7 separate regions of the Homo sapiens genome follow, and all the other regions are linked to region 1. Evidence: chromatin loops called from intact Hi-C (ENCODE). Cell type or tissue: IMR-90. All regions are shown on one strand. Each heading gives the region's core, and the rest is flanking DNA. Links, peaks and the distances in the headings are about the cores only. Region 1 holds the start of CITED2 (Cbp/p300 interacting transactivator with Glu/Asp rich carboxy-terminal domain 2). Region 2 has its middle 18 kb from the start of FILNC1. Region 3 has its middle 5.8 kb from the start of FILNC1. Region 4 has its middle 49 kb from the start of LINC02941. Region 5 overlaps LOC102723724 (a long non-coding RNA gene). Region 6 has its middle 240 kb from the start of MIR4465. Region 7 overlaps LOC107986651 (a long non-coding RNA gene).

Region 1 (4,484 bases), core at 290-4,289:
GCATGCCTGATGCCGCTCGTGGCATTCATGTTGCCCGCGCCGTAGTGTATGTGCTCGCCCATTAGGGCGTTGAAGGCGTGCTGGGGCTGCTGCTGCTGGTGGTGATGGGGGCTCGGGAACTGCCCCATGCCCATGCGGTGGGCAGGGTGATGGTGCAGCCCATTGGTGCCGTCGGGGAAGCGCCCGTGGTTCATGGCCATCATATGGTCTGCCATTTCCAGTCCTGGAAGTGAAAAGGGCAGATAATGAGACCCGCGCCACACGTGTCGCCCACCACAGCGCACCCCACTTTTGCTCGCCTCTGCCCCCCAGGATTCCCGGGCGCACGTCGGCTGCGAACCACCACCCCCAAGATCCCACTAACAGCCTGTGCACCCGGGCTAGCCACCACGGAAGAGCTACCACTCATAACACAGCCGGACGCTGCACAAACAGCCCCTTCCCCTGCGATCGGGCGGGGGGACCCGAGCCCACACCCCCTTTGCTCCCCGAAGTGGCCTAATAAAGGAAGTGCCCCGTAGCCCTGCTGCGAACTTCAGGCATTAAATCAGCCCTCCTCATCCTGTTGTTGCACATCCTGTTGTTATTCCCCAGCTTCGCCTCACGCTCTTCCTCCGGGCAAACCCTGCCCTCGGAGGACTGGGCTGGCAAGAGCCCCAGCCAGCTTCGCCCGTCGCGCTTACCTTCCGTTTTTGCGATTTCTGCTCCGAAGACCGAGGGCGGGCTCGTCGCGTCCAGGACCGGCTCAGCAGCACATAGAGGGGACCTTCCTGGCGTGCAAAGCGCTTCGCTGTCGCGATGTCGGCGCCGAGGTCTCGCAGCGGCCGCTGGGGCAGATTCGGAGCCGTTCCCTTTTATTTCCCCTCCGTTGCCCTCACAGCTCGGCAGGACCGCCCGGCAGCTGCCAACAATGAGCTGTGTTTCTTAGGGCTTTGGCCACAGTTAATATAGGCATTTCGGAAAGGCGGAGCGAGAGCCTCCAGGGCGGGCGGCGCCAAGACGCGGATTCCGGAACACCGCGAACACCCTGGACCGGGTCCCGGAGCCGCGTCCCCGCCGCCCGCGGCACGTGCTGCAGAGGCTGCGGGGCCCGGGGGCCGCCCAGTCGCCCCGTCGCCCCCCGACTCTGGTTTCTTCCCGGCCCAGAAACGCGAGGTTGGCTCAGCCACCCCCGAGGCAGGGGGAAAATCCTCCCCTGCCGCCCCGCCCGAAGGTAGAGCCTGCCGGGATAGCCACGAGGAGAGCTCACCGCCCCCCTCAGGCTGGATCTACCCCACCCCCAGCTTTCTCACTCGGTTCACCTAGCGATCTGCCCCGCTCTCTACGGGAAAAGGGGACTCGCCCAGCGCCCCCCGCCCTCCAGAGTGCCCTTGTGCCTCCCCGGTTTTGCAAAAGCTTCCACAGGCAGCGAAGAATGGCTGTGCTTCCTCGAGTTGGGTTTTAAAGACCCGGACAAATAATGCGCCCTTTCCTGAGCGCGCCTTCCTAGGCTGTGCCTTTGTGTTTTCATACGGGCAGTGGGTAGACCTACTCTAGATCACCGCTTGTAGATGCATTTTTTTCCTCCACTCCTTTCAAGGACAGGAGCTGGGGGCGGGGAGGGGCAGCCGCTGCAGGTGGACGGAGCGCGCTCGAGGGCCCGGCCACCCCCGCTCCCGCGCCCTGGAATTCCAGTCCGCGCTTTCGGGCCCGCCTGCCGCTCCCGGGGTACGTGTGCTTCTGCTAAGTTTGCGTTTGCAGCTCTTGGTAGCTTTGGCATCCGAGCTGAGGCGTCTCTGCTCTGTAAACAAACTCAGCGATCCTCGTCCCCAGATCCACCTTTTTGCACATACACAGTTACTTGCTTCTGCTGTTGCCCTGGATCCGGGAGGTGGGGGTGTGTACAAACTTGCAGAGCCTCCCTCCGGGCTCTGCCTGACGGTTTGGGGTTGATTTAGAAGCAAACGGGTTTGTAATTAAGAAATTTGAGGGCTGAGTAAGGCTGCTCTTGCTGGAAAAGGAAAACAAATAGATAACGTGGTAATCGCTTTGTAAATAAAGTCGTTCTGGAGGTGGGCACGTAGCTGCACGTCCCGTATGGCACCACGCGCACACACACGGCTGGGACTCTTCCTTTTCAGTGAAATTGTTCAGTGGGGCAATGGGCGATAATAATAACCTTGCTTCCACAACGCGGCACAACGAGCCTGGTCGCCCGTTTGGTTCATTGACTTGCAAATAAAACCCCTAACACAGGTCTGGGCTACTACCAAGTCGGAGCTCTCTGGCTTTCTCACATGGGGAAGCCGAGTTGTTTCCCCAACACCATGATGGGGCTGTTCTGAGCTTTTACATTGCTCTTTATGTGGTAAAATCGAGTTTAGCGCTCCGAATAAGGACTTCTGGGCAGTTGTTTCTTCATAACTCGATAGCCATTGAAGACTTCCTGCTGCGAAGAGCGAGTCCGCCTCCCCGCCCCCCCCTCGTCTTTTTCCCCCTTCTTGCACACAAGACTTTTAAAGGCCCTGTTTCTTGAGGACTGGAAATTCTGATACATTTCCCCGTTCAGGAATTTGCAAAAGAGACCCAATCCTGATTATTTTCGTCTATGACCCCTCTGTCTTTTCCTAGTCAGGCATATTTTTGTAAATGTTGTTACTTTGTGTCTTGTCTTCTTTCCTCTTCCAGGCTCTCCGGCAAACCGTGCAGGCAAATAATTTTTAAACCTCAAAAATATTTACTTTTTAGAGATACGGGCACATGACACATTGCATTGTTAGTTGCAACAATTCCCTATTCTCCTAACCTCCCACCACCTTTACCTGTAGGTCAGGACATGCAGTTTACCGTATCAGAGGCTTGGATACCTGAAGGGGCCACTTCCTATAAAAAAACAGATTCTAAAATATTGGTAAAACCCAACCTGAAAAATCGCGGGATTGTTTACTTTCCCTTCTTTGTACTGCAAGTGTCTTTCGACACAAGAAACAGCTTTTGAATGTCTAATCTAAATTCCTCTTGCAACCACTAAGGAAAGGTGGAGCTCCATCCAGCTCCAGTGGTTCTACCTACTATTGGGAAATCCCTGGAAAGGTCACCTGCCCATCCCCCATCCCTTAAAGGAGAACAAAATAGTTCTGGGACCAGCTGGTTGGAACATGGCATGCTTTGTTCATTTATTCTCATCCGTCCACTGAATGTCCTCCAAGTGCCAAGTGCTTTCTTGGTGCCTGGAGATACAAACAAGATAGGAACTCATGGTCACAGGGAGAAAACTGACAAACAGGCCTTGAACACACTGTGATAAATGCCACAAAGGCATTGAAGGAAAGGGCTTTGGAGAGCACATAGGAGGGACACCTACCCCCCTCCTGGGTGCTTTGGGAAGGCTTTCCGGTGGAGATGGTGACTAAGTGGAGGCCTCAGGATGAATGGAAGTTTGGTCCCATTAGGAGTGGGGTAGAAAATGTATGGCTAGGGAGTGAATGCAAAGATGAGAGAAATAAGGTTGGAGAAATATGCTGGGGCCGGATGCCAAGGGCATTGTGGCCTCAAGCTGAGAAATTTTGCTGTATCCCAAAGACATTGGGAGGCAGGTAAAAGCTTGTGAAGCCATGAGATAGGAAAGATTTGGATTTTAGAAAGATCAGGGCAGTACTGTGGAGAATGGTTAGAGAAAGTAAGACAGGAAACAGGGAGTCCAGTTAGGGGGCACTTACAGTAACCCAGGGCTCCCAGAAGTTCCGTATAACCAGGGTTTATCCCGTGAACCTGGGTGAGCGAGCAAGTGATCTGTCTGTGGCCCTCACAGCACTGAATGGTTGTATTCATTTCCCAGAGCTGCCATAACACAGTACTATTTAGGTTGGTGCAAAAGTAATTGTGATTTTTGCCATTGAAAGCAATGGCGAAAACTGTAATTACTTTTGCACCAGTCTAATACAAACTTAAGGCTGATCAAGCTTTAAACAACAAAACATTATTGTCTCACAGTTCTGGAGGCTAGAGGTACAAGGCCAAGTTGTTGGCAGGGTTGGTTCTGAAGACCGTGAGAGAGAATCTATTCCGTGTCTCTTTCCTGGCTTTTGGTGGTTTCCCGGCAATCTTTGGTGTCCCTTGACTTGTAGATGCATCACACTGATCCCCACCTTCATCTTCATGTGACGTTTTCCACCCCCCGCCCCCCTGTATGTGTATCTCTGTGTCCAAAGTTCCCCTTTTGACAAGGACTCTAGTCCTTTTGGATTAGGGCTTCTCCTACTGGCCTCATGTTAACTTGATCACCTCTATAAGCTCCTGACTCCAAAGAAGGTCATATTCTGGAGGTTAGAACTCCAACATATCTCCAAGATATTTTTGCGGGGACACAATTTGACTAATAACAGTGGTAAATAAACTGAGTAATACAAGACCCCTGCTGCTGACAAAGAAAGTTGCCACCTGGAACTGTCTTCCCAGACGTCCTACTGGCCCATATTCTCATTTCTTCATGTCTCTGCTCAAAT
Region 2 (4,484 bases), core at 114-4,113, 380 kb after region 1:
ACTCTTCTAAATAGCTTTTTTGTCCTTCACTTATCTTCCGGCATGGAGAAAAGGAAGATTCAAGATCTTCTGTAAGAGTGTAAATCACACACACACCGTCAGAACTCTGTTTATATAACATTTAGGGTGAAGGTACCCTTTTATGAGCTTTTGTAATCCAACGGAGAATCTCTGAAAGCCACAAAACCTCTCCTGTGCCCTAAAACTAACTAAGTTTGCTTTTCTAACTTCCCAGTGGGCTAGGATACAAAGTACGTGGACACTCAAAAGGTTTGAAAAGCAAAACAGAATCAAGAGGTGGGGGTGGGGAGGGGAATGTAGGGGTGGCCAATAAGGATTCTTTTACAACTCATAGTTCTCTATTGAAAACTGAGATTTCTGGTCACATTGGGGCAGAATAATTGATAGCAGCTGCAGACGAGAAGGTTTGAGCATGTATCTCCCCAGGCAATATTTTCTTTGGTATTCTCAATGGTATGTTGAAAGTATAGCAGTTTAATATTGAGTCAGAGTTTCTTTAGTGAGCTAAGTGAACTAAAACAACTTATTTATTCCATTTTCTTCACAAAAACTTGCCTTATCCCATGTTTTTTCTTAGGCCACCACTGTGTGGTCATGACATTTGCCTGTCATCAATGTTGGTGATTCTGAGAGACCCTCCTGTAGTAGGGGGTGAATGAACGCAGAGTGCCCACGGGCTGGCACCATTTTGGCTGCAAACTGGCCTCTCAAAGTCAAGAATCCTTGGCCTATTAGTGAGGAAAAATTCAGGATTATAGGAACGACTTCTCTTTCAGTTCCCATTGCTAGTAATAGTAAGATAATGAAGAGGAAATTAATCTTCGAGATGTTTGAAGGTTTTCTTAGTACAGGCAATAAACAAGTTGCAATTTAGGAGATAGTAATACTTCAAAATGGTGAAAATGAGTCCAAAATATTTCCAAACTAATGCGCTAAAAGGAAGAATGTGGGCATTTTTCAATATAGACTTTCTTCAAAGGGCAAGTCTCTGATTCCTTTAAAAAAATATTTCTTTAAAAACTTCACATCTCTTTCCTTTAGTGAAGGTTCTCATTTTAAATGTTCCTATTACGATAAATAGAATAAAAAGGGTATGAAAAGGCTATTAAAATAATTACAGAAGTTCAGGTCATAAATTATCTGTTGATTCAGACTGTCATCAGGTAAGTCAATTGCTTCAGTGTTAAGACTAATTGGCCAGACTAGAGAATTGGCTATAAATGACTTCAGACATCTGGATCAGATCTAAGTCATCAGCTTGGCCAGTGTGATCCAACCTGCATTGAATATTCCCCTCATTTGAGCAATAGACATTAAGTGTTATTGTGTTACTGGTATTTTGTGATATTAGTTTGCCAATCTGCCACAAAATATGACGGGATTAAACACACACAATATAGGATAATGGTGAGATAATGGGATAATGGTAATCAGCAGCCCAGGTGTCTCATCTGAGAGAAACATGGCCAAATTAAACAGCTAGTGAATGTTGACTATGGATTGGGTTCATGAGCTAGCTATTTTTTTTTTCAGATTGCTGTGGTTAAGAAAACTCATATTTAACCAGTTTTGCATGGTTCCTAATATATCTAACCTAGACACTACTATCCAGCTCCATCTCCTCCTTCTCTGCCCCTTGCAAAAATATGAGACCAGAAATGGTTTACACTTCTATATGGGCATGCATGCATTTATGTAAGAGTGAATTGTCTAAAAAGTGTCACAGGCTTTTAAAACTAACAATCTCCTGGGCCTGGAAAAATGCAAGATCTCGACAAACGAGGCAATAAATGTGGTGGCAAGGCATCCTCTCCTCTGACAACCCCCATAACTTAGGGGTTCACTCAGCTGTTATCCTCTCTGTGTGAACATTGTTAATTTAGTAAAATACAATGAAATCAGGACAATTGACAAAATCTGTTCTTATTCACTGCATTTATCTGGTGACCAGGAAAACATTTTCAATGTGACAACAGGCTTAGTCTCTTCTAGATAAAACTTCTCCTAGTCTTTTACTTGAACTCTTGATAATTTTTTACCTCAACAAAAATAGTCAAACTTTAAAGTTATATTATGCCAATACCTCATTTAATTCTATGATTGCAATAAAAGAAGTTGTGCTGCAAAACTAAACTTCCTAAATATCTGAAAGTTGTATTTTTGAACTTCAAACCTTTAAAAAATTGAATTATTTTTATTGGAAACATAATTATACTTGAAATTTCTCTGCTTTCTTAAACACCTTAAACGGTATATTAAACATAACTATTTTTATGACTCAGGTATAACTATAAATATAAATGTACCAATGCACTTATGGCCCATTAAAAGTTTGAAGCAGTTCACCTTTTCAATAAATCTTTGTATTATCTCAAATTACTATATTTTATTTGTCTGCTTTTAGTAGTTTTTCTGTTAGCTATTAATCCTTGCCATTCTTGGGGTGCCTACTCTATTACTCAGTTCCATCTCTTTTCCTTTTGCAGTTTCTAATCTGCTATGGTCTGGGAAGCACATAGCTAGCATTCTTAAAATTTTGTGAAAACAGGAGAAACATGCTTTATGCAGTGAATGAGCTTTACCGTCTGGATGTCAGGAAAACTATTTCTCTTGCCCAGAGGCCTTATTTGCTTATGTAGTGGAGGGACACAAATTATTTGCTTTCAGATGACACCAGACTCTTTTCATGGGGAAATTCTTTGATATCTGATAACTCCACCACTAATGTTCTAGGTGCTTTGATTCTCTGCGGAATGTAGAATGAACACACTCGTAATAATACAAGTGCTTTTAGGCATGCAAAATGCACATCCTAGCATACATTCTGAGGTGCTTATAGTGCAAAGAAAATGTATAGTTGTCAGGAAAATGAATGCTCAAAGAATTGACACATAAGTATTGTGGTGTATATGTTTTATTTTAATATGAACTTAGCTATTTTTAGTTAAAATGGGTTAGATAATAATCAATGTATTTGTTTACACCTTCTAAAAAGGGGAGTTAAGCCAAACTTCACTGGCAGAGAAAAAAATAAGCTAGGTGAAAATTAGAGATAGACAACTTATTGCCATAGAGAGAGAAGTAAAAATCTCAAAATCTTTACAAGCCTGAGAGGATTGAGGAATCTCTTGCTGAGTGAAAAAAAAAATTTAGTCACTTGAATTAAAATGCTTCCCCTTCGGGAGCAAATGAAAAATTTAATGTTTTTCTGACGTAGTCACACCTAATATAACAGTCTTTCCTTTGTAAGAGAATTCTCCATCTTAAAATCCTAGAATGCTCTGATGTCCAAGGCATAGACTCCTTAACAAGCATTTTCATTCTCTTTTTCTGATGCAGGAAGCTTCTTTAGTAGGTCACAAATAAACTTTAATTGCATTTTGTAATTAAAAACATGTTCAAATGATTACTAACTTTTAAAAACCCTTAATATGAAGTACTTTCATTCTTTTTTTAAATAGAAGTTTTGCAAAGACTTAGGAAAGTGTCCTAGAAAAGTATATGTGAATTTGTGTTTCTTTTAAAAAAATTATTCAGCCCAAATTGTTCCTCTTTAACCTTTTGTACATCTTTTCTAAGTTGTTAATTTGCTCCAGTGTTGTTGGGATAGTTGTGTGGTTCCATCTGCTTCTCTCTCTCACTGTGTGTGTGTGTGTGTGTGTGTGTGTGTGTGTGTGTGTGTGGATGGCTGAGGTAGCTGGAATATGAGAGGTGAGTTGTGGAGGAGAAAATTGAGATATGAAGGTATTTGGTGATGTATTTGGGGAGTTGATATCAACCTTGAGAGCTGACTGCCTTCAGCTTGACTGATAACAGTTATTTTTCTTTCTTCTCTTCTTTTCAAATCACTAAAATGGTTAAGGGTTTGCAGGATCAAATTAAGTACACTTGGTAGGAATTGCATTCATGTTGCAATGATCTCTGAGAACAGATTTAGCCAGCTATGGAGTTAGGTTCCGATTCCTGCTTTGTCCTCACATACAGTAGTTTGTTTACCTCTTTTCCGTGGCTAAAAATGAAAAACAGTAAACACAGAGACCATTTGCTCTGACCTTTTCCATCTTTGCGTATTATGCAACAATTTGGCTAACTGGGCAGAAAGTGACAGCATTTGACTCCCAGAAGAGATGCCAGTTGTGTGTATCTCATTACAATGTTCAACTAGATCAACTTCACTGTAAATATTAAAGAAGTGCCCCTTTAAGGCCCTTACTCTGACCTCTAATGCAATTCATTTCACAGAACATGAAAAACAAATCACCAGAATAAACTTCCTGAATTGTATTTGTGAGCTAATTCTCAATCTACTTATAAATATTATTAGGAGTATTGGCTAAATGCTACCATATGTTAAGGCAGAATTTGTAGAATCAAAATGCCATACACATCACACAATAAATGGAGTTCACTGCTTCTATCATCCTTAGTTATTTTAACTTTATACTTGTGGTGTGTTATGAAGG
Region 3 (4,484 bases), core at 160-4,159, 390 kb after region 1:
CAGAATACTCTCCACCACTTAATACTTTTTATTGCTTTTGACAACTTAAACTCCACATTTTTTCCTTCTCTAGGAAAACATATTGGTAACTAGACATATACATAACATAGATTGGTATAATGATGATGCCTTTTATGATTCACCTTAACCATTCTTTCGTGACCCCTGCCATCAAAAACATTCAGTGACTTCCAGTGGCATTCCTAGCATTTTTGACACCTTGGCTGGATCATTTTTATAACACCCCTCACTTTGTGATGCAATTATTTTCATGTAGTAATTAGCAATCAATATAATTTTTAAATCTTCTGTTTTAAAACAAATGAAAAGAAGTGATTTTGATTCTAAAGATTGTGCAAATTTGGGATATTTTATATATGAACTAAAATTTGCACTTATCAAATAAAAAATGTTATACTTGCATTTTGCATTTAAACGAAAATAGGAAACTCCAAGTGATCCCATAATAACTCAAGTTCTGTTTCTTTGACTTAGAATTGCAGCTATGTCTGCCCAAGGCAATTGCCAAGGTTTCCCAATTTATCCTGAATGATTGTAGCTGAGTGGGGTACGTTTGGGGAACAATTGTTTAACTGGGAATTTGCTGAGTTAACTTTTATGTTGAACACAATATTTAATAAAGGACAAATAATAAAAATGTGCTAATTCAAACCACACAATGTATTATTAAAACTCAATGGTAATGGCAGCAATTGTTTAAAACTAAGACCAGAAATGATTTTTTTTTTTTTTTGAGGAGGAGTATTTTATCACTTCATTGTTTAGAAATGTCGGCAGGAAGTGATGATTAGAATCAGAATGACTGGGTTTTATTATAGCTTTAAAATTTTTTATAGACAGGGTACCCCCTCATTGTCCATACCCAGAACTCCCTCATACTTGGTCAGTCACTGGTGACTCCTCAGTGTTTACATAATTGAGTCTAAAGTGGTGATCTTTAGCATAGTTCTCCATCATATGGCCTCAACCTCCTTCCAGCCTACTCCTCCACAGTTCACCTATTGCGAAAATACCCCATCATCTAGAATTGTGAAAATATTCTGTTCCCTGAGCCCTCCTCTTAAAAAAATGCTTCTCTGTGTGTTTGTATTTCTCCCTCTGACAATGTAAGTGTAAAGAGCACAGGCTTTAGAGCCAGGATTTTGTGGGACTGGATTTTCCCTCTGCAGCTTATAAATTGTGTGACCTTGGACAAGTTATCCAACCCATCTGGGCCTCATCCTCCTCATCTGCAAAAATATTGATTACAGAGCCCATTTACAGATACCACTGGATGAGATGAGAACACATAAAATATATGTTAAATTGTCTTATCCCTCCATATCTTTCATTATTCTCCCTTAATAAGTTTTGCATATCTAACAGTTACAGGACTTTGATCAAAATAGGCCTGCATAGAGTTTGAACAACTGAATTGAATTTATTGGGCTTCATTCATGATATACAAGCTTCCAAAGTCACATGGTCTAAGCCCAAGCTCCAGTTCTTTCTACAATTGCCTCAGCTGTGAGTCTTGAGCATTGTCATAAGAAGAGAATCTAGGATATTTCTCATTTGGCTTCAGTTCCTCTTCTTCAGCTGTCCAGACCTCTTTCATTTAGAAAAACACTGTGACAAAATGAGGAGGCTGCAGAAGCACAAGTGGGAATGGCAGCTGACCGCACGGGGAGAAGGTGTCTATTTCACCTTCAGGACCATCTTAGCATTTTGAGCAGCTCATAGGTCAGGAATGCTGTTGTCATCAGGGTTAGAGCTATGTCCTGAATAAATACCAAGTTAGGAGGAAGATGACTCAGAGCTGCCTAAACCTCATACTCCTCTGATATTTTAAGCAACAGAGAGTGGCAAGCAGCTGTTAGATATCTTTGCTTCTTTGTTCAGGCAAAGCTTAGCCTGTTCCATTTGGAAAGAAAATGGTCATAATTTCCAGCCCATTTTAAACTCTTCCTTCTTAGAATTGTTACTGCACACATAACCTGGGTCACACAACTTAGTTTTCTGCAATCTCAACTCTTTTTCTAATTATTTCCTCTTCCCCAAATGGATATTAAGTTTGTTGTGGAAAGAGAATATGCCTTATATTCCTCTTATATTCTCTCCAAACTGAAAGATTAGCCTTTGGCCCAGAGTAGGTAGTGCATACAAGCACTAATTTCATTTATATGGGACTTTAAAATGAAAAATTACCTTTATGTCCATTCTTTTGTTTAAACTTCACTACAACTTCATAAAATAATTGTTATTATCTTTATTTTATAAACCAGGAAACTAAGGTTTAGAGAGATTAAGTATACTGCCAAGGATAAGGATCATACAGCTAGTAATTAGCAAATCCTGCATTTGTGTGTGTGTGTGTGTGTGTGTGTGTATTCACCTCATAAATCGTATCTTAAAGACTCATTCATTAATGACAGCTTAATTGAAAACCTTTAAAAAATATATTTAATTTTTTTCTACTTATTAAATCCTTGTTCCCTAACTTGTTTTTATTGCTCTGAAAGCAGCTAGAAAACCATTTTGTAATTTGCAAAGATGTAGATCTAGAACCTAATTATTTCATTTGTATGCAGAAAAGAAAACCTGTACAAATGTAAGAAGAAATGGCACAGGAAAATCCCCAAGTAATAAGAAACCATAAATTCATTTGTATTTTAGGTAATATGTTTATGGCAGATATTTAGAGAATTCACATTATTTTGGGGCATCATTATTTATCTGAAAGATTAGGAAGGGCGTGGAAGAGTCTGTGCGGTTAAGGAGAGCAAAATAGGTGTAAATAATATCAATTGGTAGACTCATTTGATTCAGTCAACAGGTTTTATGAAGCACCTGCATTTTCTGTCATGGCTGGAGAGTGGTTTTCAACACATGTTAACATTTGGGTAGGTCAGATACTCTGTGAGTTCAATCAAGATAACCCTGTTTACCCACTAAGATGACTCAGAGAGCTGCTAGGACCTAGTTTTTTCATTTCGGTCTCGTGCTGCAAATGGTCAGCAACTATGAGATTGATGGAAGACATTTGCCTCAATTATTATGCTATGATTCATAGATTCCTACTATAGAACATAACTGAGTATTTGGCCTTCCTCTTTCAGTTGGGGAGAGTAAACAAATTTCTTATTTATATCAACAAGTCATAATTTGAGCAAGTTAAATATTAAAACCTATTGAAACAGAAAAAGAAGTTAAGTTTAGGTGTGGATAATGTCAAGAACAACTATTTAGTCTTTATTTGCGAGATGATGGGCAAACATTTTATGCTGCTTGCAAAATTAATGTCTTCAGTAATTTACTACACCTTTTACTTCATTCATGACAATTTCAAAGGATTAACTGTGAATGGATATTTGAGGAAGTTAGCTTACTGGATCACCAAAGAGTGGCCCAAGGAAGGGTGGGGAGTAGAAAAGTGCTCAGGAGATAGCTGTTGAAGCTGCAGAGAAATCTCTATTTCTATCTCCTGGTTTAAACCCTCCATCCCACTCAATGTGCATTAACCTGAAATATTAATAGATCACTGTGCTTCTCCCTTAAAAACAATGCACAGGCATTTAGATTGATGATTGCTGCTGCATTCAAGGTTCTGTAAATAATGATAACAATACTGTCTAGCACATTATATAAGATCACCTAAATTATAAGTAGAAGATGTATCACGTCATGGTCAAGTCTAATATATATAATTTATGGGCTTTATTCTCACTGTTGCAAGTGTCTATTGAAGAGGGCAAGAATAATGACCCTTATCCAGAAAAATATGTGAAGCCTGTGTCTTTTTCTAAATCTGGAGTTTAAGAAACTGTGCGATCCAAAGGAAAATCCCTTTCAAGGGGAAAAATTAAATCATTTAAGATCACCCCTCCCACTAGGTTCCATTAACCACATTTTGTGAACTTAGTATGTGTCTGACACGATGATGAGTATAATGGCAGTGGTGGTAGGAGGTGTAAAAAAGTGTTGGACATGTGCCTCACTTTCACTGTTAGCACTATTTCTTTGAGGAAAGGATGGCAGTCTGTCTTTTTCTTCTGTTTTGGGAATATCCCAAAGAATTATTAAAAATGGTTTTAACTTTCATTGTGTCCTCAAAGTCTTGTGCTTTGATATTTTTTTTTGTTCTCTGAACCTAATTTTACACTTTCTCATAGCTATAAGTATTCATCTTTTAAATATTTCTTTCTCTTCCAAGACAGCTTTCTCATAACTTATCTCGCCTGTCTTCTTTCTTTTAGATTTTTGCTGATTTTCTTAACATAACAACTTTGAGCTCCATTGTGGTAATTTTTCCATCTGTTATGACTTTGTAAGCCTGTCTGCAAACCTTGCATCATTGTCACCTATTGGTGCATCGAACTGAATTATTCTCCTTCCCAGTTCAGAGCTTATTGTACATCCACAAAAGACTTTTCTTTTGTTTAATCATATACCTTAATCCATTTCTGCATCTATTCTCCTTTTTT
Region 4 (4,484 bases), core at 259-4,258, 550 kb after region 1:
TTTAGTAGAGACAGGGTTTCACCATCTTAGCCAGGCTGGTCTTGAACTCCTGACCTCATGATCCACCTGTCTTGGCCTTCCAAAGTGCTGGTATTACAGGCATGAGCCACCGCGCCCAACCTCTTTTCTTTTTTGAATAACTGTACCTACCTTTTTTCTTATCTGTGTTTCCAAATTATGGCTCTTACCTCATATGAGGTCTTATATCTCTCTCTTTTTTTTTTTTTTTTTTTTTTGAGACAGACTCTCGCTCTGTCGCCCAGGCAGTAGTGCAGTGACGCAACCTCGGCTCAGTGCAATCTTCATCTCCCGGATTCAAGTGATTCTCCTGCCTCAGCCTCCTGAGTAGCTGGGATTATAGGCATGCGCCACCTCACCCAGCTAATTTTTGTATTTATAGTAGAGACGAGGTTTCCCCATGTTGACCAGACTGGTCTCGAACTCCTGACCTCAAGTGATCCACCCGCCTCGGCCTCCCAAAGTGCTGGGATTACAGGCATGAGTCACTGCGCCCGGCCAAGGTCTTATATCTCTTTATTTTTTTCTTTTTCTCTATAATTTCCTACATGTTAATAACTCCTCTCATCACTGTGAAGCCTGCAATGTCCTTCATGTTCCCATCCAGTGAGGAGTCCAGTTTCCTTTTGACTATATCATGCTTTAGGAGGGATGCCCTTGAATGTTTTTTGAATGCGTTTGTCCTTAAATCACTGTTGACTATAAATATATATTTATATATATACACACACAAATAGCCAAAGGAAGATATCGTTTAAGTCTGAGACCAAAACTAGGCAAGGTTTTCTGTCTTTATTTTGTATTTTTGTACGCATTACAGTGTTAGACAGCTTTTAATTAGCCTCGCTGAGTAAAACTGCTGCTGATGGATTTTTCTTTGTGGGTGGGGGTGGATGCTCAGTTTTCTACCCTGATTACTAATTATTATTGTCTTTGCCTTTCAAATCAAATCATAGTTTTGAAATCACAGAGCTCGATTTAACTGCAGCCTGATGACTCTATAATAATTTTGAGGAATATTGTGCAAGATTCTACTTTCCCTGATTTCTATTTGTTATGAGCTCATATTTATGAATGGAAGTGTGCAGTCCAGTCTGATCTATGGCTTGTTACAAATGTGGAATATGTATGCGTTGCTGTTTCTGCCTTCTTTGCAACACACCACCACCGTGATTCATGTGTAAACAGGAGGCCGCTTCTCCTCAGTCCTTCCCTTCCATCTTGTCCATGTGCTTCACAATTACAGCCAGTTGAGGAGGCGAAGTACACAGAGGCCACTGAGTTATTTTACATGCTGTGGGCTGCCAGCACATTGTGAATCCCTAGGGATCCCCGAAGCCCATTACCAACCCAGTGAATCACTCTGTTTGCTTTTCCGCAAAAAAGAAATGTGCAGCTGCGTACTTCTGCCACGGACTTTGGAATTTTGTTCCCTCTTCCATCTGCGTTTTGTGTAAAGAAATTCTGCCGGAATAATTACTTGTCTGTCCCCTTTGCTCATTCCCAACATAATCATTCTTCAACCTTCTGTTTCCAATTAGTTCTTATCTCAAATGGCTTATTGGCATCAATCTGTTCTCAGCATCACCAAAGTGCACAAAACTACCCTGAAACATAGGGGAATCTAGATAAGGCTGAGGCTCACCCATCAATCCAGTGGAGTCTCCTCATTTCACCCCAGTGCCTTCCTTTTCTCAGGAAACCTGAGACAGGAGATGGTGTTGAGACAGGCTGTTGATATAGCACATTTTGGAGCAAAATGACATCCATGAATATTGCAGGTACTGTGCAAGGTCTGCGAACATAGCCATTGTTGGACATCTGGTGTCAAAAAGAACTGTTTCAAAACAAGGTCACAGTGTTAAATCATGGTGTAGACAGCTTCTGAGCAGTGTCCACTGCTGGAGAGGGTAACCGAGACCTGTTTGTCAATGGTTGCACTCTAAGTCTTGGTAGTCACTTTGATCTGCAAACTGTTTTGCCACAGGATCATGACTAAAAGTGGGCTGAAAGAACTCTGCTGCCTTTATTAGTCAGCTAGGCATAAAGAGAGAGTGGTAATAGGGTCAGGCAAGAAAAACAGCACTTTCGAAAAGGCTAGTGAACTTGGCATGGCATGAACAAGCCCAAGGACACATGTTTGATAAACATGTAGTTACCTATGCTCAGACAAAAGAGGCTTTAGAACTTATACATCCAAAGTTCCTTTTTTTCTTCTTTTCCAAAGAAACTGACATCGAAGGGCATTAAATGGCTTTTCCAAAATCATAACTAATTAATGGTAGAAGTTGAATTCCAATCTTTTTAACTCCTAGTAAAGTGCTCTTTCTAACAAGCTGCACTGCCAAGACCATGTCTGGAATAACTCATTTAAAGCACAGGTCAAAACTGCTCTTTTTATTCCATGAGCATGTGGATTTCCCTCTCTTAGTCATTGCTTAGTTCTAGGACCACGGCCAATACTTGCCACATAGGAGACATTCAATAAATCTATATTTTCTGGAAGAATGGAGAAATGAATAGAACTACATTAAGGCACTAGCAGGCATTGAGTGCCTCCTATGGGCCAGACACATTTCATACAGTGTTTCATTTGCACCCCCATCTTGGGAATGGGTCCCTGGGACAAATCCCTCTTCCTGGGGTCTAAACTCTTCCAAGGAGAAGCCATTTTGTAATGAGATTTTTATCTGGACGCAAAATCAGCCCCTAAGGAATTTGAAAGTTGTATGCTTTAGGTATAGAATTACTGGAGGCAATTGACTATGCCGCCACAGTTTAATTTCAGATTCACTGTAAATGTGGGATTGGATTTTATCTATCATTTTAAAAGATCTCTTTGGGTGGGGTTGCCCTGTCTTGCTGGCACCCCTTGAAAAACCCCACCCTTGAGCACTCCCTCACTCTAGATGTGATGAGGCTCCCCACCCCCACCTCCCCATCTCTCCTTGCCTCAGAGGAGTCAGGCTGCACTCAGCCCCATTGGACCTATAGTACTGGCTGGGGCTTACTTGCAGCCTTTCTCTGGGACATACTGGACCACAGCACACACATTTTGCCTGGCAGCCTGTTCATGTCCCTCTGAGGATCCCTGATAGTTCTGTTTTTCTTCTGGCTTGCTAGAAGGGAAAAGGGTTTCTAAGGGTAAGTGGCTGTCAAGATAACACCCCAGTCCTCCTTTGCCATTGGTGTGTCTCATGCCTGAAGTGGTAGAGATGTACACCCCTTAACATCCCTGGCTAACTGAAATTCTTTCCCTTTCCTTATCTCCTCAGTGTTGGAGGAAAAAGTTGCCATTGAAACTCACTTGAGCTTTCATTCATACTCTGGTCAGTTCCTGTATAATGGTACTTTCGTGTACAGGGGAAGAAAAAGTTCTTTTACTTCCACTAAGAAAGAAAAATTGACTTTAAAGTAGGAGATAGTTGTTATCAACCCTATTTACATATGAAGAAACCAAGGTTTGAAGATGTTTCTATGTGTGCATGTGTGTCTCAAGATTCTCAACTAATTGATAGGAGAAAACAGAGTTAAAATACAAGTTGGTCTAATTCAGAAACCCAAATTATTTCTGTGACACCAACCTTTACATGAGAGAAGATAAACAGATATGAGAGTCAATACAGTCCCATTCTTGCAGATAATATACAAAATAAAAGAAAATCAATAGTTGATTTGCAGAATTATAGCTCTTCCCACTCATACAATTACCAGAGAGAAAGAGAGAGAGAAATGCAGTTTTTATCCATATTAAAACACACACATACACACACTCAAAACCGGCAAAATTTCATGATCAGTTCATTGCAAAGTGTGATTCTCCTAGGATGCCGTCAGCTTTCTTTGATTTTCTTTACATTTTGAGGCTCTACCACTGGTAAAAAGTGAGCTAATTGTGTCAAATGGTGGTTTATTAAAAGAAGTTATTGTTAATTCAGTGCCATAGAGAAATCAATGGATTTCACACATTGCCAAAGCTCCTGTATCAGTTGATGTGCCACCTTTTCATTTATGTAAAAATTTAACTTCACAAAAATTATCATGGAAATATTAAGTTTTCTTTCATAAATTGCTGTAGATAGTTTTCATGAAATCTCTTCATCTAAACTTACTAAAAAAAAATATTTTGGTCCTCTACAGGTATGGACAGAATAAAACCCACGATTTATATGGTTCACATATTAGCCAAAGCAAGAGGTATGTTTGCAACCTAAGCTACTTATAAAAACAAACAAAGCTGCTTAGTTTTTCCTCTTATTTGCATATGCATTTATTTTTATATAGTTTTTGGTATTAAGAGGCCACAAACCCTTTAGCAAACAGTTTGTGGAATGAACTGGAGTCTCTGCTTCCTTGTAAAGAAAGGAGGACCCGGCCGGGCGCGGTGGCTCACGCTGTATTCCCAGCACTTTGGGAGGCCGAGGCGGGTGGATCGCGAGGTCAGGAGATCAAGACTCATTCTGGCT
Region 5 (4,484 bases), core at 275-4,274, 1.5 Mb after region 1:
CATTTCCCTGCTAAACCTGTTGCTATCTTAGTCTTTCTTAATTAATTGCAACTGCAACCTTTCGGTTGTTCACACCCAAAAACTTGGAGTCATTTTTTTCTCTTTCTTGTAAATGCTACAGCCAATCCATCAGTAAATCCAACCAGATTTGCCTTCAAAATATATTTAGAATCTCACCCATTCTTATTACTTTTGCTACCACTACACTGGTCCAAAACACTATCATCTACCACTTGGAATATTCTAATAGTTTCTCATTAGCAGAGATAAGGAAGAGCTTGAATTTGGCGTACCATTTTATTTCATTTTTATTGCACCTCATTGTATTTTGCAAAAATATCAATCTACGATAAACTGAAGAAAAATTAAAAAATTGGGTCCATCACTATAGACCAGTTAAAAAGCACTGATAACACGTATGGTAAAAAATGGTAGATAATTCATATGGGAAAAATTAAGTGGAAATGAGAATAAGGAATATGAGCATCAGAAGGCGGAGGCTATAATTGAATTTATTTTTCCCTTCATGTTCTTGTTTTAAAAATTATTTTAAATACAAAAAAGCTGAAAGTAGATTAGTACCCAGGTGCCTTCAACTTTTATTTAACAATTATTAAGATCTTGTTTACTTGCCTTATAATTGTCTATAAATAAACCTATGCATCATTTTTATGTAAATATAAAAATAAGTTGCAGATATCATGACACATAAAACACTCGGCATCCATTTCTAAAAAATGAGGGCAATCTTTTTCCAAAGGTACAGTGCCATCATCACACCTAAGAAAATGTCAATAATTCCGTAATGCCATCTTTTATTAACTGTCCTGGCCACTTCTAAAACTGAATGTTAGGAAAAAAAAAATATATTATTCCTGAAATCTTGGGTCAGAAGGAGATCTGAATTTGGAGGCAACCTTGCTTTAAAACAGTATGGAATTTCATTTTAAATTTATTTTTTTACATTTATAAAAAATTGTTTAATGTAATCTTAAAATAAATGTGTTCAATTGCAATGATAAAAATTTAGAAATGATTTTTCAAAGGTGTACAGACTGTTAAATCCCTATATTTTAAATCCCAAACATTACTATAAGGTTCTTCCATCCAAACCATTTTCTTCACACTTTTCTATCAGTAATGTAATATATTTCTTTGGTTCATTGATGAAAACCCACATAAATATGAGACCTCATTTCACATTATATAGATGAGGTTTTCACATATAGAGATAGTACAATTTCACTCCCTAATGTTCTTAAACCATTTCTTCAAGTTCTCTCCTAAAATGATTGTATATATATATAAAGTATATAAAGGCAAATAGTCAATAATTTATCATTTTAAAGCTAGATGACTATTTCAGAATGTTAGTTCATCTTTCTGATTTTAATCAGTTTATACTGAAAATGTGTGAAACTTTTCCAGAAAGTCAATTTTAGTCTGCAGTTGGTATTACTGTATACATTTCTTTTTACTGAAAATGACATATGCATTTTAAAAATCTGTTAAATGGTGGGGATGTACATTACTGGCAGAATCATTCACATAGTGGGGATGTTTTCTCCTCTCATAGAAAAAACCATGAAGTATCTAAAACATTTTGCCCTGTGCATACATCTACAGATCTCCTGTCTTCTCAACTACAGATTGGGTTGAGCAGAACACAGATAATACAGAAGTACATTTTTTTTCCAGATTAAACTAGGGTAAGTACAGAAAAGCATATGTCTGTATATAATATAGAACTTTATATTTATTTGAAACACGTATATGCCAAAATCATCCTGCAGATGTTCAAGAAACTTGTTTACTAATTTGGTCATTCACTTGTATTTTAAAAAAAGAATATAATCTTAAGTTTTTAGATTGCTTAACATTTAGAATTTCTTTTCATTTCTGACTGCTTTCTGAATGAGGAACTCTTAATTTGAAAGACTGTTGGCAGAACTGACTCAAGTACATCAGCTCATGCACAATATGTTGTTCCTTCTCTGGAACTGTACATATTGTTTTTCTTCCCCTTGTGGATGTTTATTTGAAGGATGAATAGGTCACTCTTAGCAGGAGAGCTAGTCATGTGACTGCCAGATACTGAAGACAGATGAGTCAGTTCCATGCAGACTACAAATTATGCATGCTGGATAAATCTATATTCATATTTGCATTTGACCTAAGCCTCAACTTTAAAAATAGATTTAACAGAAATTATACAGAAATTCAAAAATTGTTTTGCTAGGAAGCAAACAAGTTATGCAATACAATTTAAAAAAAGAATGTTCCCTCTGCAAGAAAGAGATCACATTAGTGATGAAATACTATATGTCAGTCTGAGCTTAAGCCCAAATTCAAGAACATACTGTACACAAAACTTCTGAAATCTATTTATCTGATGTGTGACTGATAGCTATTGATGCAGCTTGGAGACCTTAGGGCGATACTGACTCCCCATCATTTGTCATTATAAAGTATTCTTTGAATGGAAAGTTGTTTGCCTTTCATGGTCAGGGGAAAATAGTCCTGGTGGCTGGGTGCTAGTTAGAGGATAAGAACGTGGGCTAAGAAGGCAAGGAGCTGGTTTCAAATCCTAGTTTGGCTGCTTAGTTGATTACATATATCTACAAATTATAACTGCATTAGTTTACTCATCTGTAAAACGTGACATGACTAATAATGATACGTGCTCCACAGGACCAAGCTAAGGTGTGACTCATCTGACATAATCTTCTAAACAATTTAGCATACGGGTACGTACTTACCTAGGCCGTAATACCTGTATTTTCTTCTCTTTCGTTCTTTCTTTCTTTTCTTTGTTTTGAGACAGGCTCTCACTCTTATCATCTAGGAGTGGTGCGATCTCAGCTCACTGCAGCCTCGACATCAAGTCAAGTGATTCTCCCACCTCAGCCTCCTGAGTAGCCAGGACTACAGGCATGCACCAGCACGCTCAGCAAATTTTTGTATTTTTTGCAGAGACTGGGTTTCATTGTGGTGTCCAGGCTGGTCTCCAACTCCTCAGCTCAAGTGATCTGCCAGTCTTGGCCTCCCAAAGTGCTGGGATTACATATGCATGAGCCGCTGCACTTGCCGTCCCTCGCTCCCTCCCTCCCTCCCTCCCTTCTTTTCTTTCTTTATTTTTGAGAGTCTTGCTCTGTCACCCAGGCTAGAGTGCAGTGATGCAATCTCGGCTCACTGCAACCTCCACCTCCTGGGTTCAAGCAATTCTCCTGCCTCAGCCTCCCGAGTAGCTGGGATTACAGGCAAGTGCCACCATGCCAGACTAATTTTTGTATTTTTAGTAGAGAGGAGGTTTCACCATGTTGTCCAGGCTGGTCCTGAACTCCTGGGCTCAAGTGATCCACCCCTCAGCCTCCCAGAGTGCTAGGATTACAGGCGTGAGCCACTGCGCCTGGTCTGATTTTCTTTTTAATTAGGTCTTTGTATATGTGCTATTGCACCACAAGACTATAGTGCACACAGACTGTGATTTTTGTAAAATTTTCTATGCATTCTAAGATCTCAGAAACATTTGTCTTGCCTCTTTTCCCAACATACAAGAATTTGAAAAATAAGCCTCCTTTTAACAAAGATCTGCAACTAATTTTTTAAAAAGAACCCTGAGAAGAACAAGGATATAATGCTAAATACTGATCATAGCTAAGTAACAGCAAGTTGATGGTGTATGAGGACTAAGTTCTGATTTTTTTTTTTTAATCTTGCCCAAATTCCTTTCTAAGGAGTCTGGGGAGTCATGCCTTACAAACCATAAATTCTCATCAGATGGGTTTTATTTGACCCTATATATCATGACTTACTTTTCAATCTGACTCTGGCATAACTTTATAAGACAAGCAAAAAATATTTAACCCCCAAATATATTTCCTTGCCTTACCTTGAAATTGACCTGCAAAGTCTCTTGTGGGAAAAATCCACATTGTATAGAAAATCCCCTTTCCCCCTTGTTTTCCTTCCTCTCTTTCTAGATCCAGAAGATAATCAACTAAGAGCCAGGCACCCTTTTAGGTCTGATAAGAAACAATTTACAACCTGCTCTCTCTCTGAAGTCAGCTATCTGAGAGATTCCTCTGCACAATAAAACTTGGTCTCCACAATCCTTTATCTTAACCTGAACATTTCCTTTGATCCCAGGTCTTCAGATAAACTCAACCAATTATCAATCAGAAAATATTTAAATTGTCCCGTCTTTCTGAATGAAACCAATGTATTTTTTTTTTTTTTTTTGAGACGGAGTCTCGCTCTGTCGCCCAGGCTGGAGTGCAGTGGCGCGATCTCGGCCACCTTTTTCTCTCAGATGTGTTTTTGAGGTGTATCCATGTTGATACAGGTCACTCTAGTTAATTCACTTATCTGTTATATAATATTTGTGGATTTAAAATATATTTTTTCTTGAGTCAACATTTAAAACTTTTAAAATTTCTTGTTTTACAAACATTGCTGCTTTGAACATTTTCTACATCTCAATA
Region 6 (4,484 bases), core at 257-4,256, 1.5 Mb after region 1:
TCCATCATTAGCATTTTGGACTGATTTTATACTTTTCAGGTGCCTTTCGTTACTAGACTGTTATAACTGAGAAATTATTATTTGAATTCAATATTGATCCAAAGCTTTGGTATTTGTCTTTCAACAGAGGCAGATCAATGACTCCAGTCCCTTAGTGTAGAGAAAGGTCAGTCTGGTACTGAAAATCTTCTTCATTTTTCCTTTTCTATTTGTTCCTCAGGGTTTGTCACCATTGAGTGATAAAGGTGTCAGGTCCCAATTGTCAGTTCATTGTTGGCTATGTGGATTTAGAATACATGGTACTTAGCAATTTTTGAACTTAGCTGTGTGCTTCAGGCACAATTCTGAAACAATAGGAAAAGTTTTGCAAAGCTATACATACACAAACATAGCCTTAATTTTTTATAAAAATGGGACTTACTATACAAATTCTTTGTAACTATTTTTAACATGTATTATATCATAACATTGTTCTATATTGAGCATCATTAATAAAACTTTCATCTTTTCTACATTACAATGATAACACATACTTCTCTTAACAATTGAAATGACATACAAATATTCCTTGATTTACAATGAGGTTATATCTAGATAAACCGGTTGTATGTTGAAAATATTAAGTCAAAAATGCATTTAATGCACTTAACCTTTAAAACATCATAGGTGAGCCTAGCTTACCTTAAATGTGCCCAGAACACTTCCATTAGCCTACAGGTGGGCAAAGTCATCTAACACAAAATCCCTTTTATAATATCTCTTGTAATTTATTGAATACTGCACTGGAAGTGATAAACAGAATGGTCGTTTCAGTTGTTTACCCTTGTGATTGCGCAGCTGACTGGGAGCTGTAGCTCACTGCTGCTGCCCGGCATCCTGGGACTGTATCCTGCAGCTAGCCAGAGAAGAGAGCAACATTCAAAGTATGGTTTCTAGTAAATATGTATTGCTTTCACATCATCATAAAGTTAAACAATTGTATGTCGAACCATAGTAAGTCAGGGACCATCTGTATTGCAAAATGCATAAAAGCCATGATAGTTATCTTTCTCTACTTCTCTTTCTCATCTCATTGAGATAACCAATGCTAATAGCCTAAAATGCTCACTTTCAATCCTTTTTTGTTGTTCATGAATATATATATATATACAGGCATATATATTTACATATATTATATCCACTGTTTTCTTTGTTATTAAAGTAGAATCATATGATATACACACACCTTTGCAACTTTCTTTTCCCCTGAAAGAGTGACTCCCCATCAGTTGGAAGAGTAAGATTTAACAGTTTTCCAATACAATTGTCTATAAATACAGATACATGTAGACAAATACAATTTTATTTAAATTAGGTTTTTTTCATGGGCACACCCGTTTCCTTCCCTCTCTTCTCTCAGGCAGTCTGTGCCAAAAAAAAAAAAAAAAGCAAAACAAAACCCTCAGGTATATAAATCTTTTCTTTTTTCACATAATCTTCCATACATTTTTTCCCTCTTTCACTCACACACCTGCATGAGTGTATAAAATAGAGCAATTGATAACTCCAAACACTCTTTTCTGCATATTACCTTTAAAAAAATCAACAGTAAGGCTTCGAATGATGATTGAAAAGACCCAGTTCAAATATACAGCTTCTCCTCAGATCCTTGGGGCCATACCAAGATGGAACACATTTATGGGGCCAATATAAATCTTTCTCCAAGGTGTCCATTAACCCTCGGATCTCTGAAGAGTAAACAATCAGCAGACTCAATTCAGACTCTGCTCCAAGGCTTTCCAGATTGTCCCCTAAAGCCTCCAGGTTACCAAGATCTTGTATTTCTCAAACAGCGTTTCTCAAACATTTGGTTCAAATCCCTTTATATTCTTGTTATTCAGGACCAAAATACTTTTATTTTTGTGGGCAATATCTCTGAACATTGATCGTATTAGATATGAAAACTAAGAAACTTTGAAAATATTTGTTCACATTTAAAACAGAAATAATAAATGTGTTACATGTAAACATACTACATTTTGAAAAATATTAAGTAAATTAATGCATAATAAGACTATATGCTATACTTAGGTGTTGAATGTGGCTATGGAAAGTTTTATAAAAATGACAGATGAATAACAACTCCTTTTCTGTTCATACACCTACATTAACTTTTTTTTTAAAATGTAAAGGTGTATTCTGTATTACAATTGTTCCTGGATAGAAAATAATTAGCCTTGACTGTTATGGAAAGAAAATAGAGATGACTAAGACTCCAAATATTTGATGAACTACCTGTTGTCATCAAAACGTTCTGAGAGAAATATAAAGTTGTCCTATCACAAGCACATACACGCTATGCATTACAACAGGACCTGTGTTGCAAACTCTTTGTGGCCTCTCCTCAGACATACGTTCATAAATTAGATGGTTCTGGCTCCCTTACATGTGTTCAACTTACAAAACTTGCCACTTCTTTTTGAAGAGTACCTAACAACTATGAACCTATCTACTCCCTCACTGGAAGCTTCTTCCCATAGTAAAAAAGGTGATTTGTTTCCTTAGCTTTGACTCATGTTAACTCTGTGACCATCTACCTTTGAGTGAAGGCTGGAGAGAATGAGTAAGTAAGTGAGTGAGTGAGTGTTTGTGTGTGTGTTTTATAGGGAGATTGCTGGCAAGGAGCTCCTCCTAGAGGTTAGGGAATGCATCTCCCAGTATGTGAAGTTATAATTGTTTTAAGAAACTAAATACAATGTCAAGCGTGCATATGCTCTGTTAGTATAGATGTATATATAGGAAACCAAATTTTTTTTCTATGTGTGTGTAAAAATTTTGTCTTCAGAAGTTGTGTCTTCAAACATTTGGGGTCTGTAAGAAAGTCACAGTAAATAAAAGTCATCTTGATCAACTGTGCCACTTTATAAGTAAGAAAAATAATAACAATCATTTGAAATCTGTTGGCTATCAGAATTTTTGAAATCTTGGACATATATCCCCCAAGCACAATGTTCCACCTTTCCATTTTCAGTGGTCAAAAATTTTAAATTGAAGTTTCTTAACTAGAACTTATGACAGAGATATTTAATAAATAAATTTAGATTTAAAGAATTCTTACAAAGACAGTATAGAGAGTTCCAGTATATCCTATGCTCAGTTTCCCCTATTAACAACTGAAATTAAAATAGTACATTTGTCATAGTTATTGAACCAATATTGATACAACATTATTAACTAAAGTTCATTTTAGATTACTTTTTTAGATTCCCTTGGTTTTCCTGTTTTTTTTCATATAAATTATTTATTAACAGACAAGGCCCACATGCCAATTTCTTCTTGGACACACCCACAGCAGGGCCACTGCAGCCAGTGGTCTTGGCGTCCTTGCCTCAGACATGAAGGCCCCAGAAGTGGCACAGCCCTCTATTGGCCTGAATCTTCTTCAGTCACTCCAGATCTTCACAGACCTTGTTTTCCAGACCATTGGTCAGGACCTGGCTATATTTTCCATCCTTTATATACTTCTGTCTGTTTAAGGACCAGTCTGGGATCTTGTACTGGGGTAGATTTTGTATAATGGTGATCACAGGTTCCACCTCATCCTCAGTGAGTTCTCCTGCCCTCTTGGTGATGTCAATGTCTGCTTTCCTCAACACCATGTGAACATATCTTCAACCCACACCCTTAATGGCAGTGATGGCAAAGGCTGTTTTCCACCGCCCATTGATGTTGGTGTTGAGTATTCGCAAAATATGCTGGAACTTCTCAGGGATCACTATGGATATGGCAGCAACACAAGTGGAGGTGTGGAGGCCACCTGTGGAACAGCTCAATTTTCCTTAACGTCCTTTTTCTGTCCTAAAATCCCAACCAGCATACCACATTACAATTAGTTGTCCTGTGTCCTGTGTCTTGTTTGTGATAGTTTCTCAGATGTTCCTTGTTTTTGATGACTGACAGTTTTCAGGGTTACTGCTCAGATACTTGGATATTTGGTAGAATATCCCTTAGTAGAGATTTGTCTGAACTCTCTTTTGTGGTTAGAATGCACTATATGTTCTGGGCAGTACTATAGAGTTTTATTTGGCCTCAGCATAGTAATCATGTCAGAGTTCCTGGCTCATGGCCAAGTTTCCCAAGAGATGGTCTTCAAGTAGAATACGCTTAGCAAAAGGTGATCAGGAAGTTCAGAGTTTCTAAGTGCTCAAGGGTGCTTTAGAACATGTACATTTTCAGGAAGTTTCTGGACCCACATAAATATTGTATTTGTTCCTTGTTCCTAGGAGGCTATTTAATATTATGTATATGGAAGGACAATCACCAAGAAAGTTAACCCAATACCCTACAAAGATAAAGTGGCTTTACTGATAGGATGCACATTCAACCCAATTTGACAGGGACATTTTCAAATTCTAGCGGTTGTCCCATTGTCATTTTTAATAGCCTCTGCTCTTAACTTAAAAATGCTGTAGGTTATATACTACATTTCATCATGGATTTATTTC
Region 7 (4,484 bases), core at 310-4,309, 72 kb after region 1:
TTGCATTTTTAGTAGAGATGGGGTTTCACCATGTTGGCCAGGCTGGTCTCGAACACCTGACCTCATGACTGATCACATTTTCTAAAAGCACTGGCCTATGGTCCAAGAGCTAATGTAAACATTTCAAGGCAGATTTTTCTAGATATGCTAGAAAAAAAACTCATCCAATATTCTCTTTTATTCGAAAATCCAATCATTCATATTACAGTCTTTTCCCATATTTCTCTCAAATTTCTCATGCTGACTAGTTCAGGCCAGGTCTAATTTTTGGTAAACTGTCTTGGGGGGCAAATATTCCAAGAGAAGGACCTAGAGTCTGCCCCTGGGTAGAGGGAACCATACCTGCAGCTAGAGATAAACCACTACAGCTGCCAACGTAGGCCTTTGTGCTTAGCAGTTTGCCCGTGACTTGTAGCTAAGGCTTCTTTAGCACACAGGAGACAGAATTCTAATCAGGACCATGTTTTCTGGGTTTACTATACCCCGGCTCAGTCTGAGGGACAGAGAGGAGTGGTTTTGTTTTGATCACTTTCATTTGTGGCAGTCTATGCCTGCCTCTTGCTCTTTCAACAAATCCATGAGATTCCTCATTCTCCTCTTTCCTCTTTTTTAAAATCTTAATTTCCTAGTCATTTCAAATTTGCTGTTTTTCGATTTTCTCCTCCACCTGTCCTTCACCTTAATCCTCTAATCCCATTCGAGCAAAGTAGTAAGTTCTTTTCTTTGTTTTCTCCCCGTAGTTTTCTATTTTTTATTTATTTATTTTTATATCTTGGGAAGTTTACCCTTTTTGCCAAATGTGAATTATGCTCATTTGGACATTTAAGAATTCATTTTCTAGTTTTGATGAGGCTAAAATACTACGGTTTTTTCACTTTTTTTTTTTTTTTTCTAAATCACTAAACTTCTTGAAAGAGGTCTACACTTGGTCTATACTTAGTGTCTTTACATTTCATTAATTCCTCAACCCAATACTGTCTGGCTTCCACCAACACCACTCAATTAAAAATACTCTCTGACCAACATCCTCCCAAGTGGGCAGTTCAATGGCCTCACTTTCTCTTGTTATCCTACTTGACATTTATGCAACATTTGACACGGTTGACCAGTCCCTCCTTATTGAAACTCTCTCTTCTTTCTCCGCCTCTTTTATTTCACCAGCTTCTGCCTCTCTAAGCTTTCTTCTTGGGCTTCCTTTGCTGGTTTCTCCCACCCTTTGATGTTGTTTTTCTAGGGGATCAATTTATGGTCAGCTCACACTGCACACTCCTGCCCTATTCTAATTTCTTTAATAGCTCCATAAGCATTGATAAAGTTCTGTGGCTCATAACTTCTCAGCTGAAGTCCAGTTCATATTTCCTAGGGCCTATAGGACATCTCTTATTTTCTCTGAACAGGCTGTATTACTGTTATTATTATTACCATTATCATGATCATCATGATTAAATTCTCCACCAGTTTGCACATGCTGTTTTCTTTGCTTCCTACATCCTTCTTTCACCACACCAGCTTGGAGCACTCCCGCTAATTATTCAAGACCAGCTCTCCTGCTATCTGTTCTTTGTCACTCTTAGGAAGAGTTAGTTGTTATTTCCTTTCTTCTTTTTGAAGCATTTTGATAGACATAATGACTTACATTAATGGAATTCTTAGGTGCCAATTGCTGATCTAAATTTTTCACACACATTATCTCATTCATTCTGCCTGGTAGCCTCTGATAAAGTTACTCTACCAATTTTGGATGAGGAACCTAAGACTCCATGTAGTAACTTGACCAGGGTCCCATAATAAAGTTTCAATTCCAGGGAGTCTGAATAACCTCCCCAAATAATAGTAGCTAACTTTTACTGACTGATTACTTTGTGCGTGGATTTTCTGTGTTGTCTCATTTAGTCCCCAGAACAGTTAGGAAGGAGTATAATCATGATACCTATTTTATAAATGAGGAAATTGAGGCGTATCTTGCTCAAAACTGCATAGCCTATGAAGTAGCCAAGTGAGAATGTACTTTGTATTATTTATCTCTATGACAAAACTTCCCAAATTGTTCTATGAGTAACCACTTAGGTGCTTCCATCTTGCACACTTCCTTCAGCTCCTTGAAGGCCCAGATGATGTCATTTTCAACTTTAAAACCTTTTATCTAGTCACAAAATGCAAGTTGGATCAATGTGGAGAGAAAGAGAGACCGATAGACAGATTGGCTATTGTTGTCTTTGGGTTGTTTTTCTAGGGCAACTGATATGCACCCACTTTATTATATGTTTTCCATTGCAAATCATTTGTTTTGTGTAGCATTATGAAGTCTAATGTGAAAATGCTGTCTCTGCAAACTTTCTTTTTGAGTAAAAATAGTTTCAGTTCCCAAAGGTAAAATAACTGCTGCCCTGACAATCTGTATCTGCTTCTCTCTCCCTTTAGCAGTTTTTTAGCTGTTGTGTTCAGATGGAAAGTTTACTTGAAAAGACCCTTATCTATTCAGAGATAAATACCACATTTCACAGAATATAAGCTGACAACAAATTCAAGTCATGTCATAGTCTGAAAGAGGACTTTTTTTGTTGAGTGAGACTGTACCCATCTCAGGTACTTGACAGCTCTATTAGTGTTTGTGAAATTACAAAAGTAATACATTATATTGTAGAAAATATCCAAAATACAAAATTGTATATAGTAAAATTTTAAAATCTCCTTTGCTATATATCCTCAATTATTTTCCTTCATTCATTTTGCTTACTATACTTTTTCTAGGCATTATAAACACAAATGTGCATATATGCGTACATGTTGAGTTTTTTAATTTCATAAACTGAGATCACAGTATACACTTTCTTTAGCACATTTTTCTTATAACAATATATCTTCACGTGTCTGTATGAATCAATCTACTTCAATCTTTTTAATGGCTACATAGTGTTCTACGTTAAGGAATGCATACCCTGTAAACCAATTCCATTTAGAAGAATACATGGATTGGTTTCCACAATGCTAACTACATACATATCTTTGTGCACACATGCAAGATTTCTGAGGCTGAGTTCCTCAAAGTAGAGCTGCTGGGTCACTTGGATAGACTCTTCTTGTGGTAGCTGGCCTCCAATAGCTGCCCCCACCACACCACACCTTCCAGATTCACATTCTAATGTGGAAGCTGCCCACATGAGTCTGGGCTACCCATCTTTACAATTTTAGCAAACATAGTAAAATCTATCTACCGTATTTTAATCAACATGGAGAATTTATCTGAATCTATAACTTCCTCTTTCTCCTGAACATGACCAAACCGGTAGCACGCTTTTACTTTTCCCTCTCCTCTCCCATTTTCTGTATTTAATGAAATCCTCTTGCACCATGTCATTTCTTTTTAAATTGCTCTTTTGTAGTTTTAATTTTTTCCACTGGAATAGACATCCTGGTGGTAAGGATTATAAATCATTGCATGTGTAACAATATCTTTATATTTTCTGCATTCTAGATTGATGTTTTCTCTGGTTATGGGATTCTGGGTTCAAGAGAGTTTTCTCTTCTCTTTTTAAAGCAATTTCTTTGTTATGTAGTACTTGTTGATATAAAATGTGATGACAAACTGATTTTTGTTCTTTTAGGTTACCCATGTTTTTTTCTCCTTGGAAAATTTTTAGATTTTTTTTCTCTTTGTCCTTGTAACTCAATAATCTCACTAAGATTCCTTTCTGTTTTTGTTTGCTTTTTAACATTTTCTGACTCAGCAGTTTGTCAGCCATTATCAGGAAGGACATTCAGATTCTGGAATCCTAAAGCTCTCATAGCAAGGAGGCTGAATTTTCTTTTGTGATTATTTCCTGCCTGATACTCCCCCCAACCTTTTTTTTTTTTAATTTTTTTTTTTTAATTTTAAAGAACTGTCAAGCTGTGAGAAAAACCAAAACAATATTATAGAGAAGGAGAAAAATCGGATGTGCATGATTTTAAAAAAATCTTCAACAGTTACATTATTTGTTAATAGCTTTTGACGACCAATCATTCTACTTTTTCCTACTGAATAGGCTTGAATATCTGAAAATAAGATATGTTATCATTCTTCTTGGTCATGAAGGCTACATAGTTACAGCCAGGCACGAGAAATTTAAATTACAGAATTGATGTATTCCCAGGGGTGAGGAAAATCTGCTTTCTGTGTCCCAAAGCCTATATTCTTACTCATTTTCTTGATAAAATTGGAGATGGGCTTGTCTGGAATAGTAATTTGGCCCCATTCATTATGAAATCATTTTCAACAGTTTAACAAGTGCATTTAGATTACATATTTAGATTGCATGAATTTCTAAAAAATATTAATAATATATAAAACTAATGTAAGCTGTCAAAATAAGTCCCTAGCCTAAATAAATAGCTTAAATGTATTAAAGGAAAAACGGTGGATCTAACTGAATATCCATGGGCTAATCTTCAATGAATGTCTCTCTGTGCCAGGTACCTCTGCTATTTTGTATAAGCATTGCTTC

Evidence for each region. Peaks named below come from ENCODE experiments on the same cell type or tissue, not always from the same donor. Only the 100,000 strongest peaks of a DNase experiment are listed, where the experiment ranks them.
Region 2: a loop joins it to region 1, with 7 times the contacts of the local background. A loop is called at or near these places in 54 of 110 quality-filtered maps.
Region 3: a loop joins it to region 1, with 4 times the contacts of the local background. A loop is called at or near these places in 56 of 110 quality-filtered maps.
Region 4: a loop joins it to region 1, with 9 times the contacts of the local background. A loop is called at or near these places in 16 of 110 quality-filtered maps.
Region 5: it touches region 1 in a loop (10-fold over the local background); 4 of 110 quality-filtered maps call a loop at or near these places.
Region 6: a loop joins it to region 1, with 20 times the contacts of the local background. A loop is called at or near these places in 42 of 110 quality-filtered maps.
Region 7: a loop joins it to region 1, with 2.1 times the contacts of the local background. A loop is called at or near these places in 8 of 110 quality-filtered maps.

Annotation. Positions count from the first base shown.
Region 1 is chr6:139,373,730-139,378,213 of GRCh38, forward strand. CITED2 (Cbp/p300 interacting transactivator with Glu/Asp rich carboxy-terminal domain 2) reads right to left here and starts at 919. Exons shown (of 2, transcript NM_006079.5): 1 at 684-919; 2 at 1-223. The coding sequence starts at 215. RefSeq lists enhancers at 18-77, 588-757 and silencers at 298-447, 908-1,287, 1,458-1,767, 3,023-3,317. In IMR-90, for the core only: CTCF peaks have their summits at 844 and 1,874; DNase peaks (open chromatin) are centred at 932, 1,772 and 2,282; H3K4me3 peaks cover 2,365 bases; H3K27ac peaks cover 2,711 bases.
Region 2 is chr6:139,751,028-139,755,511 of GRCh38, forward strand. No RefSeq gene overlaps it. Among named protein-coding and RNA genes, the nearest start is that of FILNC1, 18 kb to the right of the region's middle. In IMR-90, for the core only: no CTCF peak of the experiment used is centred there; a DNase peak (open chromatin) is centred at 2,564; H3K27ac peaks cover 1,047 bases.
Region 3 is chr6:139,763,052-139,767,535 of GRCh38, forward strand. No RefSeq gene overlaps it. Among named protein-coding and RNA genes, the nearest start is that of FILNC1, 5.8 kb to the right of the region's middle. In IMR-90, for the core only: no CTCF peak of the experiment used is centred there; DNase peaks (open chromatin) are centred at 1,670 and 2,990; H3K27ac peaks cover 1,373 bases.
Region 4 is chr6:139,924,918-139,929,401 of GRCh38, forward strand. No RefSeq gene overlaps it. Among named protein-coding and RNA genes, the nearest start is that of LINC02941, 49 kb to the right of the region's middle. In IMR-90, for the core only: a CTCF peak has its summit at 2,572; DNase peaks (open chromatin) are centred at 1,244, 2,014 and 2,464; H3K27ac peaks cover 964 bases.
Region 5 is chr6:140,855,914-140,860,397 of GRCh38, forward strand. All of the region lies in intron 1 of LOC102723724 (a long non-coding RNA gene), which reads right to left. Among named protein-coding and RNA genes, the nearest start is that of MIR4465, 170 kb to the left of the region's middle. In IMR-90, for the core only: no CTCF peak of the experiment used is centred there; a DNase peak (open chromatin) is centred at 2,048; H3K27ac peaks cover 848 bases.
Region 6 is chr6:140,919,148-140,923,631 of GRCh38, forward strand. It overlaps the pseudogene RPS18P10. Among named protein-coding and RNA genes, the nearest start is that of MIR4465, 240 kb to the left of the region's middle. In IMR-90, for the core only: a CTCF peak has its summit at 2,672 (motif pointing left); a DNase peak (open chromatin) is centred at 2,634.
Region 7 is chr6:139,446,104-139,450,587 of GRCh38, forward strand. All of the region lies in intron 4 of LOC107986651 (a long non-coding RNA gene), which reads left to right. Among named protein-coding and RNA genes, the nearest start is that of LINC01625, 26 kb to the right of the region's middle. RefSeq lists a cis regulatory region at 3,047-3,175. In IMR-90, for the core only: no CTCF peak of the experiment used is centred there; a DNase peak (open chromatin) is centred at 2,078; H3K27ac peaks cover 157 bases.